2 separate regions of the Mus musculus genome follow, and region 2 is linked to region 1. A link is a loop called in an ENCODE intact Hi-C map of the cell type or tissue named here. Cell type or tissue: left cerebral cortex. All regions are shown on one strand. Each heading gives the region's core, and the rest is flanking DNA. Links, peaks and the distances in the headings are about the cores only.

What was found. Hi-C counts contacts between places; a loop is a spot of excess contacts. Peaks named below come from ENCODE experiments on the same cell type or tissue, not always from the same donor. Only the 100,000 strongest peaks of a DNase experiment are listed, where the experiment ranks them.
Region 2: it touches region 1 in a loop (3-fold over the local background); 17 of 42 quality-filtered maps call a loop at or near these places.

Annotation. Positions count from the first base shown.
Region 1 is chr8:125,952,574-125,959,989 of GRCm38, reverse strand. It overlaps Gm31069 (a long non-coding RNA gene), which reads right to left and starts at 3,039. Exons shown (of 2, transcript XR_388208.3): 1 at 2,935-3,039; 2 at 2,012-2,241. In left cerebral cortex, for the core only: a CTCF peak has its summit at 4,135 (motif pointing left); DNase peaks (open chromatin) are centred at 2,071 and 4,117.
Region 2 is chr8:126,095,685-126,103,100 of GRCm38, reverse strand. All of the region lies in intron 1 of Gm46072 (a long non-coding RNA gene), which reads right to left. Among named protein-coding and RNA genes, the nearest start is that of Gm46072, 26 kb to the right of the region's middle. In left cerebral cortex, for the core only: a CTCF peak has its summit at 3,020 (motif pointing left); no DNase peak of the experiment used is centred there.

The DNA of each region.
Region 1 (7,416 bases), core at 1,996-5,995:
TGTAAAGAACCAGAAGCTTCCATCCTGGATAAACCAGCAGTGCCTCTTTCCCCACGCTGATTTATTAGAACTCCAGGTTCTGCAGATAAGCTACAAGAGGCTGCTGTGCTCTTCCTGGAACCTCACTGTGTTAAGGTTAAGATCAGGGTCCACGGTCTCTGTCAGGAAGCCTTGCTGCCTGGCCAGAGACAGCTGCAACTCTGCCAAGCTATCCCAAACTGCTTTTCCATCTAGATTCATGCTGGGGACTGACTGAGGAAAAGCTGTGGGATCCATCCTTGGGAAGTGCACGGCCATCTGCTGCTCATGTGTTCCAGGGAAGAGAATGAGCTGCCTGCCTCGGGTGTGAGAATCTGGCACCACATGGTTATCTAGAGATGACCACCTGGTCCTCCCAGGAAAAGACCTTGCTTGTTGAGAGCAGATGCAATGACTTATCCTTGTCTCCCCTCACTGTGGCCACCTTGACAGGCACACTGTAAAGGATTCACAGGAAACAGAAGGGCAGAAAGAAACATCCCACGTCTACAGATGCTCATGAGTCACTGGGAAACCCTGTGGGAGAACCAACTGGTACCGTCATGGAAGTGTATGCTTGGAGTAAATGCTGTGTCCTCTGGTTGACAGCTCTGACAGCTCTGGCCCAGAACTGCCAAACCAGATGGTTGCTGCTACTGCTTTTTTTTTTTTTTTTTTTTTTTTAAGCTGGTGCAGGCGTGGTGACACATACCTGTAATCGCAGCACTGGAGAGAAACAGGCAAGAGGGGCTTGAATTTGAGATTAGACCTTGCCGAAAAGAAGGAGGAGGAGGAGGAGGAAAAGGGAGAAGGAGGAGGAGAAGGAGAAGAGGAAGAGAAAGCAAGAAAGAAGAGGAAGAAAGAAGGAGGGGAAGAAGAGAGAGAGAGAAAGGAAGGAAGGAAGAAAGAAAGAAAGAAAGAAGAAAGAAAGAAAGGAAGGAAGGAGGTGGAAGAGAAGAAGAGGAAGAAGAAGAGAAAGCAAGAAATAAGGAAGAGGAAGAAAGGAGGAGGAGGAGAGGAAGAGGAAGAATAAGAGGAAGAAGAGGAGGAGGAGGAAGAGAAGGAGGAGGAGAAGTCGAAGAAGAGGAGGAGGAGGAGAAAGAGGAGAAAAAGGCGAAAGCACAAAAGCATTGTGGACCCAAGACATCACAGATTCATAAAATTGTATGTGTGCCTGTGGCATGTGAAGCTGAGGAACAGCAGAGTGGGTGATGGGCAGAGGTGGTGTGGGGGGCAATGGGGTACAGTGATTATGCTCAAAATGTACTACACACTCATGAAATGGCCTTGAGTAGCCCTGTATAATGAAAGGGGAAATGGAAAAAAATATTTCTAAAGAAACATATGGCATAGACTAAGAAACAGGAAATTGTTGGGATCTAGACTCAAGCAAGCCAACAGGGGAAGGCGGCATTTCTGAGAGTGTTAAGCTCTGCCCCTGTGTGTGCTTGATACTAAAGAATTATTACTTTATGTGTGTTAAGAACATGGAAGCTAGAGAGGCGGTTCAGTCACTAAAAACGAACACTTCCCAGCCTTCCGTTCCTGGCACCCACACTGGTGGGCTTGCAGCTGCCTGTAACCCCAGCTCTAGGGGATCTGATGCTCTCTCTCTCTCTCTCTCTCTCTCTCTCTCTCTCTCTCTCTCTCTCATAATTGGAAACAAAAATAAATCTAAAAACTCTAAAGAATGGGGATATTTTGTTGGGGATATTTTGTTACATTTGCAAAGGAAAAAGAGCGGCTCCTTCTCTGTTCACCCCCTCCCCCTGAGGTGTTCACAGAGCTCATGAGTGCTCTGCAAACAGGCCAGCCCCATGCAGTTCTCAGAAGGGGTCTAGCACCTGCTCAAGGGCCCCATTCACAGAATGTCTGTCTTGAAACTCTCCCCCCTCACCTTGAGTTCTCTAATCCTCTTCAAAGGCCCCTCTGGTATCAGAGTTGAAGCATGATCCTAGTTTCTGAAATAACCTTTTCAATAACCAGATAAGGATGCTTTTGTAACCTCATTTAATGAACATTTAAGGAAAGGAATGAGGTGCGCAAACCACTGCATCATCTTCGTTTCACACTCTCCTTTCAGCCTGAATAACTAAGTCTTGCTTATTGCTCATCCAGCGCAGTCAGCTGACGTCATTTCCATGTTCAACTGTTGGTCCTCACAAGCCAACCAGAGGTGACTGGAACAAATTCTTCCTTTCCTGTGTGGAATGCCAGTTATGGCTGCGGGAAGGAACAGAAGGACGCTAAGCAATTTTGAGTAGAAAATGCCTCTCAGGGCAGTCACCACTTAAATTTTCCCCTAATAAAGTCTGCTGTGACTGTCAGAAAAATTTTATTACACCATCATTAAAGAGCCAGGGCAGCTGGACTTTTCCTTCAGGGCCTAAAAATATTGGTAATTTTTTTTTTTTTGCAAGTCAGACCACAGCGTGAGAGCTCATCAGAGAGCCATTAGAGCTGCACGGGCTCACTTAGTCAGACCGCTCGTCCTGTGGATCTCAGCAGGGCAGAAAATAGGACTTGGCACCTTTGACAACAAGAACACATTGATCCACTCGTTTGAGTCCCAGGCTCTGAATCGATATGGGCTTCAGAGGCTCTCTGAAATTTATGCCCATTTCCTTTTTTCTCCTTCTGCTTAACCCAAGCCTTAGTACGACCTAGAAAAAAAAAAGTAGGTTTGATTTGAGTTCCTATGACATCATTAAAGACACTCTGGACCATGTGTCCAGAGTCCAACCACGATGTCCTAGGATGTCCTGAGTCTCTGATAACAAAATATTCTTTGTTTACTCATCATGGTGAGAGACAGGACCAACAGACAGAGTATATACTAAATTTATTAGATTGGCTTACGGGATACAGGGAGGACAATCTAACTGTAACTGACAACCGGGAGGCGAGCCGACTTACCAGTCACAATCTTACTGAAGGCCTGGAGGATTCCCAGAGAGCTGCTAGCCTTCAGTCCTGCTGGAAAGCTGAAGAGGCTGGGCTCCCGTGGCAGTGGGGGATGCCAACAGCTCGCACAAGCAAGAGGCAAAGGAGGGCAGGGGTAAAAGAGGCTCTCTGCATTCTTGCCGGGAACCCTCTGCCCAGCATCCCTGGTCGAATCACCAGGAGCTCCCTGGGGTCATTTTCTCAGGCAGCGGTGAAGAATTTTACAGTGTGTCCATAGACACCAAGCAGGGACAGGGAATATCTTGCTTGCCTCACAGAAACTCCAGATTTCCCAACATGTCACCTGGATTTAAAAATCTGAAAACAGTTAAGCAGGTGTCACTGGGTGGGGGACAACTCGAGTTACTGTGATTTTCCCAGAAGCACATGCGGCCTGGTCAGGGCAGGTGTTAGGGTGTGCTCTCCAAGGGTATTCTTACACACATGTGTGCACACCTCAAACAGTGGATGTGTGCTTTCCTGCCAGGACTCATTCTCCTTGTTCTTTGAAGGTGCTTATGTATATCATTGAGGAAGAATTTTGGAGAATATATAGAAATCTGGAAATTGACCATTGATTCAATATGGCAACCAACCCAAGAGGGAGCTGGGTTGTGTCTTTGGTAAAGCCCAATGAATGGCATAAATAAGACGTTCCGCCCCAGGGATGGGGGAGGTGGTTTAACTAGTAAAGCGGTTCTCTCACAAGCCTGGGAACCTGGATATGGTTACCCAGAACCCATGGGGGAAAAGCTGTAAGAACAATAATTGGTGGAAAGAAAGAAAGAAATGACCTGTTGTCACCAAACAGCCCTCAAAGCAAGGTCAACTCATGCCCTGTCATCCCAGTTGTCCCCACAAAAGCAAGCTCACAAGTGAGATGCCACCATTGTCACCAGCTCAGCTCAATCTAGATAGAAATAGAAACCATCATCTATCTTTGCCTAGTAGACCCCACAGATCTACAAAATACCCCCAAATAGTGCCTTCAGATCGCACTGAGCCACAGCCAGTGACCATCTGAGTCCCTGAATCGATGAGTTTTTGTTCATCTTTTCTATGTCGCCGCTTTGTACTTGGTTATTAGGACCCTGTCTCTAAAGGACACACAGCAAATTAAGCCTCTAAGCCTCAAACTGAAGTCTGGGGTTGGTAGAGTATCCAGGTTTAGAGCGCCCCCGTGTGGTGTCTCTGGAGAAATACCAAGTCTGACCACCATGGTTTTTTATGTCTGTCTCCCTGCTTTGCTCCCGTGTTCCTGGTTTGCTCTGGTTCCTTTTCCTTTCACTGTGCCCAATGTCAGTGGGCAGCGATAATCCCAAAGAGCCCCCGTAAAGGTCTCACTGCGCTGGCTGCGAAATACAGCCCGCCATTCACACGGACAGTTTTCAGTAGAGACCACATTTGGTCTTTCTGGTTGTTCTCGCCCAAGAAATGAAATGCCCTCTTAGCACAACACAGAACAGCCACCAGGATCTGTGGGATCTCACCCCACAGTATTGGTGTGTGTGTGGGGGGGGACATTGTGGTGTGCCAGGGTCTGCTGGGCTCTGCTAAGCGGCAGATTGAGGTACCAACATGCATAGGGTTTGAACTCGTAAACCACGTGGCGCTGTTAATATGGGCACAATGCAGAGTCACCTGCCGGGGCTTGGGTAACCTACAAGAGGCAGAATCTCCAAAGAAACCCGACCCACTCTCCCCCAAAAGCCACCAGTTGCCAACAGCTCTTCACAGGGGTAGGGTTTTATGAAGCACACTGGGGTTTCGACTGGCTTGATGTTGTGTAAGTCTTGCACGTGCAGTCCCGGCTGTGAACTCGGGTGCACAACAATCCTATCAGGTCCAAAAGATACTGTTTCACATAGTCGCCCGACACCTCCGACTCTCACAGTCTTCCCTCTCCCCTCTCCCACAAGGATCTGAGAGCATTTGGTGGTAGGTATGCGATACAGACACGCCCACTCAGGGCTGAGCACTCTTAATTTTTTGCACCTTAGCTAGTTGTATCTACATCAATTGCCATCTTGGTTGGGTTTTTAAACCTTATCTGCTTGGGAAATTCCAAACTATATGAATATTCTAATTGGAAGAATTAGACAAGACATGGCTATTGTGAGCACCTCAAACAACAGGGAATGTTCTGAATATGGTGATGTTGGCATGTCCTTCCATGTCAGATGTAGACAGACTCTGGCCTTTTCCTTTACTTTTTCTTATTTATTTTATTTTATTTTATTTTATTTATTTTTACCACCTGTATGATATTCCATGGGATATATATATATTACCAAGTATATAGTGTTCTTTGATTGTAATGTGCAGATCTGGTTCCATCTCCTTCCTACTTCCTCTTGGCGCTTCATGGAGGTATGCAAGAGAGTCGGGGGCCCAAAGGGACCTGCAGGTATGAGCAGCTTTGGCTCCAGATAATGAGCTAAGAGTGGGTTGATCATCTTGGTCTTGGCTTCCCGAGAGCCCATGGTGGTATAAGGATGAATCTTGAGTGTCAACTTGTTGGAATCTGGAATCAACTAAGAGACAAACCTTTGGGTCTCTCTGTGAAGGTATTTCCGGGGAGAATTAACTGAGGAAAGAAGACCCTCACCTAGAGTGGGCAACACCTTCCAGCGGTTGCCCAGATACAAAGAAGACTGAGAGGGAATTAGTACTGCCTGTCTGCCTCTGCATCACGTTACTAAGCAAATCCACGCTGTTGCTGTTGCTGTCACTCTTGCCTGACATCAGAATCCAACTTCTTTGGCCTTCCAATGTGGACTGGAGACCAGAGGCTCTAGGATTCCCAAGGCTTTGAGGACTGCCTAGGATACTGAGGGTTCTCCAGTATGTGGACAATATCACATAAGCTGATCTAACAAACCTCTTTTGTATTATATATCCATTCTCTTTGTTCTGTTCCTCTAGAGAACTCCAACTAATACAAGCCAGATACAGCACCCAGCACCTCCTAGAGGGAGACTTCTGGTGCCCTTGAGATGAGGACAGTGGGCATGCACACGGACACCCCTTATCTTGAAGCCCAGGACACCAGCTTCTTTGTTCAGTGACCATGGAGGTAATGGGTTGATTCTCCCTCTGATGTCCCCATTTCTACATATAATGTTTTTGTTTTAATTTAAGAAGTCTTATGTCGGCCAAGCAGTGGTGGCGCATGCCTCTAATCCCAGCATTTGGGAGGAAGAGGCAGGCAGATTTCTGAGTTCAAGGCCAGCCTGGTCTACAGAGTGAGTTCCAGAACAGCCAGGGCTATACAGAGAAACCCTGTCTCGAAAAACCAAAAAAGAAAAAAAGAAAAGAAAAAGAAGTCTTGTGTCTTAGGGTTTTACTGCTTTGAACAGACACCATGTCCATGGCAACTCTTATAAGGATAACATTTAATTGGGGCTAGCTTATAGATTCAGAGGTTCAGTCCATTATCATCAAGGTGGGAGCCTGGCAGCATCCAGGCAGACATGGTGCAGGAGGAGCTGAGAGTTCTACATCCTCATCTGAAGGCTGCTAGCAGAAGACTGGCTTCCAGGTAGCTAGGATGAGGGTCTTAAAGCCCATGCCCACAGTGACACACCTACTCCAACAAGGCCACACCTTCCAACAGTGTCACTCCCTGGCCCAAGCATATACAAACCATCACACCTTGCTTCCCTGGAACCCTGGGAATTTCTTCTCCTTGGATGAAGCCCCCACCCCCACACTTCTGCCCTTTGGGGCACAGGAGCCATTGTGGCCTCCGTGTAACATGCCTGTTAACATTGGCTTGCAGTTGCATCTGGGCACAAGGGGAGAGAAGGGATTTTACTGAATCTGTTTTCCATGAACCTGTTATTAACTACTCCAGACCCCAGCACAAACCAGCCACCAGGGCAAGCCCATGCAAAGCAGCTTTGGATGTTAATGGTAAGGTATCTCTCTCCCACCGGAACTGTCCCCGGTCAATCATGATTCGATGAAATGGTCAATAGAATTCCCTTACCATGCTTTTCATGTTGAAAAAAAAAAAATGGGCTGGGTTTCAGTGGGATATCGCCATGGAGAAGTCCTGGCCTCTGAGCAGGAGGGGGAAAGGATACCGTGGAATCTAAGATGATTTTGGTTGCTGATGTCAGAAATCACAACAAAGAGACACAGTCTGTAAGTGAAAGTGAAGGCGTGGGTGATGTGCCAGCAGGTATCAGTTACATATAGAATCTTGGCTGAGGCGGGACCCCGTGTCCACTTACCTCTCAGTGCTGGGACGCCATCCGACTTGAACCTGTACACAAGCTGCTACAATCTCTGTGAGTTCTTACGTACATCTACCCTGCTGTGTCTGGAAGGCTGTTTCCTCAGAGCCACCAACTACCTCTGGCCTTTGTTATCTTTCTGCCTCTTCTTCCACATAAACCTCTGAACTGTAGGGGAAGGGACTGATGCAGACATTCTATTTAGGACTGAGCG
Region 2 (7,416 bases), core at 1,398-5,397, 140 kb before region 1:
GTGCACCCATGAACACGCAAGAATCCTTCTTGTTGCAATACACACAAGGCTTTATTGGCAGAGCTCTGGGCCTACACGTACCTCACACAGGAGGCAGGGGAGTTGACCCCGAGTCTCCAGAGCTAGGGGTTTTTATGGAAGAAAAGGGGATAGGGGTGAGAGGAATTTCAACAAAGGTATGGGATTGGCTCATTCAAACATTAACAGTAAGATTACATGTCAGCCAAAGGGCATCAGGACTTTGTTCCTGTGGGCCGGGGGCTTATCTTTGTTCACATAGCAACCAGTTGACGTATGACTTTACCCAGCACCAAGGGGCAATAGACAGAGGGGAGGTTCTGGCCAGATGGTGTCAACTCAGACAAGATAGCCTTGCCTGCGTCCTTGCATTCTTTTTCATCTTTACAGTCAAGATCCCTGCCCTGGCATCCGGGCTCATAGACAACTCTTTTACATGGATCACACATTATAAAATCTCATTTTCCTTCGCTAGGAAGGAGATGCTATGACCAGCCTTTATGCCAAGAGGAAATCCTTGGACCTATCAAGGTGTCTGCAGGTTGTGTAGAGAGCTTGGGGTACAGCTATTGTGGGCTATACCCATGAGATTTTCCATGATGCACCCAATTTTGTAAACAGTGCCTTGCCCATGCTCCTGTTAGCAAATCCCCATAACAATCATCACTTCACCAAGTTGGACTTTGATGCAATCATTACTCTGCCTTGGGTTCCCTTTTTGAGTTAAGTAGACATGCATGCTCTGTCTCCCCGGGTAAACTCTTACACACAAAGGGAACCCAGAAAGGTTCCTGTAAGGATGGGGATCATAAACAGCAGGCTCACATGTAGGAGGATGGTCAAGATTGTGCCATGATGAGGTTACAGAGCATAGAGGTAACAAGAGGCAAATGTGAGGGTAGAGAAGAATTCTCACAGTGGATTGTACAGTAGAGCAGTTCTCTCTTGTCTTAGGAAGGCTGGGGTGGGTGCTCCGTGAGCACTCAGGACAGATCCACTCCCAGGCTGAGTGCTTCTCAGAGACAGACACACAACAGACCACAGCAGGAGCTTTTAAACAACTCCTAATGTTAGGGTCCCACTCCACACCTGCGGAATCTGAGCTCCTAAGAAGAAGGCTTGCCCGACTCTGCTTAAAATCTTCCTAGGTAGCTGGACTTTGCCTCTGGGACTGAGAAACACACTTGTAGCTCTAAAACCACATCAAGGGAAACAGAAAAGAAATCTCAGTAGCAAAAACTATTGTGTCCTATTTTGGTACCGGGAAGCACTCGCAGCATGGATCCAGAAATGTTACTGGGGGAAGTGTCTCCAGGCAGGCAAAGTGGAGCACTCGACAGAAGCATTTACTGCAACATCTAAAGACTGGGTTCCATCCCTGGGATCCATCCAGTGTAAGGTGAGGACTAAATCCTACACGCTGTCCTCTGATTTCCACACAAACTTCATGGCATGTGCTCATATACACATAACTGCAATTAAAAAAAAAAGTGACCCTGGATGTCTGGTAATTCCCTTCCCTGCACAGCATCTACCTGCAAACTTGTTTACTAGAAAACTTTAACTTCCTGGAGCCCTTTCCTTTGCCATACTTCACTATGAGGAAGGGAGGAGATGCAGCCATGCACACAAAACAGAACACATGGAAATGGAAAGGGAATAGGGATCTCCGGGCAGATGTGAGGGTCAAGAGCAATGTGTGCTTAGCTTTCTGCGCATCCCAGAGTGCCAAATCTCACCCTTGTGTTCCCTGCCGTGTCTCTTGAAGATCCCTAAGCACCTGTAACTGGAAGACCTCTTGGGGATATCTGTACTGATGGTCTGCTATCTTTGGTTTTTCACTTTGTGGTGGTTTGAAAAGATTTGGCCCTGTGGACTCATGTGTTTGAATATTTAACCATAGGGAGTGGCACTATTCAGAGATATAGCCTTATTGGAGGAGGTGTGGCCTTGTTGGAGGAAGTGTGTCACTGGAGGCTGGCTTTCAGGTCATATATGCTCAAGCTATGCCCACTGCTGTACATAGTCTCCTTCTGCTGCCTGTGGATCAAGATGTAGAACTTTCAGCTCCTCCAGCTCCATGTCTGCCTGCGCACTGCCATGTTTCCTGCCATGGTGATAATGGACTAAGTCTCTGACATTGTCAGTCAGCCCAAATTAAATGTTTTCCTTTATAAGAGTTGCTAAGGTCATGGTGCCTCTTCACAGCAATGGAAACCCTAACTAAGACACACTTTAAGCTCCCAGACATTATATCTAAGCAAGATTTCACACCATCAGCAGAGTCCCTGGTATAATTTTGGGGTTGAGGCAAAGTCAGGCCAGGATCCCAATGCTTTGCCAATACCGTCTCTCCTAGGGCTATAGTGAGAATGAAATCCCAGCCAGGGAAGGCTGCAAGCCTCATATTCAGAAGAAACAGGTGAAATTCAAGGGCTTGTTCAAGAACAGTCACAAAGGACTAGCAGGCAAGCATTGGTCCCCAGTCTTATGCCTTCTCACCCTCTACACGAAGATACTCAAATAGTGGAACAAAATAGATTAAAATTCTAAAAATTAATGAATTTGTTAACTCAAATTAATTAACTAACTATTTAATTTAAAAGAGGGGCTGGAGAGATGCCAGAGAGAAAATATCGAGGAGGGAGAGGCTATAAAACCTCCAGGTCTGTTTCCAGTGACAGACTTCCTCTTCAAGGTTCCACAACCTATCAAAACAGCGCCACCATCTGGGAAGCAAGTGTTCAAACAATTGAGCCTATTGGGCAACAAATCCCATTCGAACACTCAGAGTGAATGTGGGAGCCTCATCTGTCAGGATGGAGCTGCTGTCGCCTGCAGGAGTTTCAGTTCCTGTCACAAGATGCTTTCTCGCCCCGTTCCTCTTGAAATACGAGGTGTTTGCAGGAAGGAGTGGTCCAGAGAAACAAGCAATCAGAAAGGCAAGATGGTATCTGTAAGGTCAGTGGGACTGTCCTTTAGGTTTAGGGTAGTGACTGGAGACCCCTGGTGGTTAGAAAGCATGTTGCAAAGGTTAAGAGCTGAAGACCACTGTTGTATTAAATAATTCCTAGCCCAGGGTTTCTACCCAACCCCCTTTGGTTATTGAGTTCCTGGGGGGAGGAGGGAACACACACAGCCTTTATGTTTTTAATAAACCTTAAACAGCACAGTACCTGGGCAGCTGCCTACCTTCCATGCTGTTAGAATCTACTTTCCTATTGATAACCCCAAGTCATTACTTACTATGTTTCACCTGGGCTGCTCTTAGCTCCAGTTGGCCAGCCCTCATGGACACATTTTTATGGCTTAGTTAACCTATGGCGGCTCTCTCTTTCCCTTCTCTCCTGCATGTTCTTCTTCTCTCATGGTCCTTCTCCAACCCAAGCCCTCAAAACCTAAACCCTACCTATGTCCCTCTGCCCAGCTATTGGCTGTTGGCATCTTTACCAATCAGAAATAACTTGGAGGCAGGGTCACTTGTGTGCGGACTCTCTCCTTGTCGCTAGGGCAACCAGTTTTGGAAGCCCAAATAAACTTCACATTAGAAGACAAGCAGCATCAGGCCAACCCACTACAGACCAGTGGATTGTAAGGTCCCTACAAATTCCCACAGTATTTTAGTTCTTCTTGTTTTGCTGTCTTTGTTCTTAAGTGAAGAGAAGAGAGACTTGGTAATTTTAGAAAGTGAACATTTCTTAACGACGAACATGTCTATGTGCAGAGCTGAGCACCTGTAAAGTAGGAATGGAGAGCAAAGGAAAGAAGGCAGAGTTGTCAGGCTTCTGCCCCCCTGTACTCAGCAGACGTCTGTTGCTGTGACAAACACCATAGAGAAACAACTTATCAAGTAGAAAGGTTTGCCTTGAGTTGTGGCTCCCATCCATGGTTAGCAGGATTCTTTGCAATGAACATGAGCCAAGACCGGATATCGTGGTGGTGACACACAGCACTGACTGGCCAAGAGACATAGTGTCCCTGAATCATTGCCTCCCTCTCTAGTTCCACTGTGCTCCCAGCCTAGGGGATGGTCCCGCCCACATTCAAAGTCCGTCCACATTCACAGATCCTCTCTACTTTGGTTAATTATCTCAGGAAGCACTCTAACAGTCGCTCCCAGGGGATCATTTCAATCCAGTCAAGATTAACCATCATAGTTACCCATCAGGCATCTGTAAACTGAGTGAAGAGTCTGTGCATTTAGACAAAACTGCAGTCCTTGCTGCAAAATTGCACCCGCTCCCTCACTAAGCAATGGTCAGAGAGTCACGCCAACACATATGTTTTCTTCACTAAGGGAATTAATAGAGCAGGGCCAGGGGTTGGCCTCATCAGTAACATGTCTGCTGTAGGACTACTAGGATCACCACCAGACCCATGGGACCACTGACTTACACCCGTGATAGCAGTTCTGAGAAGATGAAGACAGGCAAGCCCAGGTCCCAGTGAGGGACTCTGCTTCAAAGATAGACAGTACCCAAGGAATGACACCTGTGGCTGGTCTCCGAGGTCCACATGAACCTACATACCCATGCACACCCATCCACGGACACATACACAAATATATTGAAGTAAGTGTGTTCTGGTAGTGAGGAGTGTTCCATAGTTGGGGGTATTAAGGAATCCCATCATCCCAGCAACCCTCAAAATGTTTTATTTTCACTTTCTCCACAAGAAAAGTCTGATTCTTCCTTGAGTGGAGAAGTCACTATTGGCCTTGAATTGATTACACACTACTCAGGTTTTTTTATTTTACCCCAGGCATCCTGCAACAATTGCCAGATTGGGAAGGCTAGAAGGTGTTAGATTAAGTCTGGAGTCAGGAGTCTCTTGACATCTTGAGACTAGTGAGCTGTCACGGATTCAGATCCAGTTTAGCTCTGACGAGAGCTAAGAGGATATCACTGTTTGAATAGGAAAAAGCCCACCCTAGCCTCCTGATTTGAGTAGTTGGTCCAAATTGAGAGAGAAGTTCTGGAAACAAGAGATGGTATGACCAGAGCTGTTATGTTTATAACCCGGGCCCTGGGAGCCATAAAAAGCTAGACTGCACCCCTGTCCTCCCTAGGCCAATTAAACAGACAAGAGACAAGCAATGTTGGGAAGAGGAACAAAGGGGTGCAGTGACCCCCAAGTTCATCATCAGAGTCCTGACAGGAGGTTTGGATTGAATTGAGGGCGTGTGTGCATAGCTAAGCCATGCTGGTCAAGTGTGGTTCCGCCCATCGCTGACCTTGCTCTCAGCTCCTGCCCTGCACAGCGATCTGACAGGTTGTCAGAGCTGTGTGACATCTCTTCCTGGGAGACAAGTTGTCCCTCTCACTGGCGCCAGGCTGCATCCTTGCCCTTCCCCCAAGAAGATACTCCTAGGAAATTCAAATTTCTTGGAGACTATTACTTTAATAGTCTGATGGCCAAAGTGTGGGACGCAATGCCTCTCTTCAGAATACCTCCACTCCCGTGAGGATGGTTATGGGAGCTGACTGAGCAGAAGGAAGGAGGTCACCTGGAACTGGTTATACCTAGCCATTTCCTGTCTTGCTCTCTGCTTCCTGGATGTGGTGCCGTGGGCTGCTTGCTGTGACCCTCCCTGTGGTGAAGCACTGAACCCAAATAGGCCTTTCCTTCGTTAATTCGCTCTTTGATTCCTCATAGCTATGTCAAAGTAACCAATTCAGGGCTTCAAAACCATCCGCTGGGTTCTGGCTCCATTCTTCCTCAAGTCCTGTAATCTGTCCACCCACATACACCTACCTGCCACATCCTGAGAGGACAAGTCAGCCCTCCCACCTTCTCCTACCCTTTATACTCTGGAGGTTCTTGAAGTGGGCTGAACAGTGGTTAGCATTGGGTAGGAGTGACGGCTGATCTTCCTTGTCAGTTTAACTGGGTCTGGAATTAAGTGAGACAGACTCTGTGCTGATCTGTGTGGGCATTTCCAGGAAGGATGAACAGGGAGAAGATAGAAAGATGGCCTCAGAAGAAAATGATCTGTCTTTCCCTGCCCACATCTATCCTGCTAGTGAGCACCAGGTTGCTGCAGCTGCAGCCACCGCTGTCCTTCAGTGATATTGTGACTCAGCTTCTACATCCTTACAAGAAGGACTGAAGATCAGTAGTGTCTCCAGCACCATACTGGGAGTTCTGAGGCGCTGGCCTTGCCAACTGAGTGGCCACTGGTCTCAGTCTCTCTAAAACGTGGATAGCGATGCTGCTGTGCTGCGCAGCCCACACAGTGTAAGCCAAGCTCCACGCATATGCAGTCTGTCAGTTCTGTCCCTCCCTAGAACACCCCACCCCCGACACTCAGCCGGTGGCTCAGAGAGGAGGAAGAGGGAAAGTGTGAGCTTTAGATAATTTACAAGCCTCATGCTTATTTCTTTCAGAATTAAGGTTGCCTGTATACGTTTGGGAGGAGAGAGGAGAAAACAGAACACAAAGTAAGAAGGAAATTACAGAGGAGGAATAGAACATCTCTTTTGAGTTGCTACCTCCACTTAAAATATTTAGCAGAAAGAGTGGGTGTCAGGCAGAGGAATTGGAAACAATGTTGCCATACAAGAAACCAGGAACATGCTTTCTCCTTCCTGCCCGCCAGCCTGGGAACTCTGGTTACAGGTCACCTGTAGGCAAGATAAGTAAGCCCCTGCAAGTCCCTGCTGGGCAGGGTCCTGATGGGAGAACTCTTGCTCCTCTCCAGGAGACCAGGCACTTGCTGGGCTGGTTGCACTGACTACCAGGCTCCTTACCTAAAACCACACGAACCGGCTCCCAGAGAACTACACAGTCAGGCAGGCGAAGGCACAGAAACAGGGTGCCTGGAACAGGGTCCCCACCCTCTGTACAAAGCTTGCTGTCCCCCTGAGGCACAACACAACCTCAAGCTTCCCTCTAGGCCATCAGGATGCGCAGCCACTTCATCCCAGACCTTGCATCAGCCGTGCCTTCTAGGATGGTGCTGAAGAGTGATAAGCTCCTGTCAAGAGACTGGTGGGCTCACTACAGAGGAGGGCTTCGGGTGGTGTCATAGCTCTGTGTATGTTTATAGTCTACAGGGATGGGGGTCGTCCTGGGAGCTCACACATTAGACAAGTGCTGCCCCCGCCCTCCTCCCTCTCTGATTTTGGTGCCAGCCTGGTCTATAAAGTCCCAGGATAGCCAGGGCTACACAGATAAACCCTGCATCAAAATAAAATAAAATAAAATAAAATAAAATAAAATAAAATAAAATAAAATAAAATAAAATAAAATAAAAAAATAAAATAAAATAAATCAGTAATAAAATACCAGCACTGACTTTGTCACCTAACTTTGCATTTCAGCAAATACCCAATGGGCTAAAAAGAAATAGATATTTGTTCTTTATCCTGAGTTTCTGCTAACACTTCTCAAGCCAAG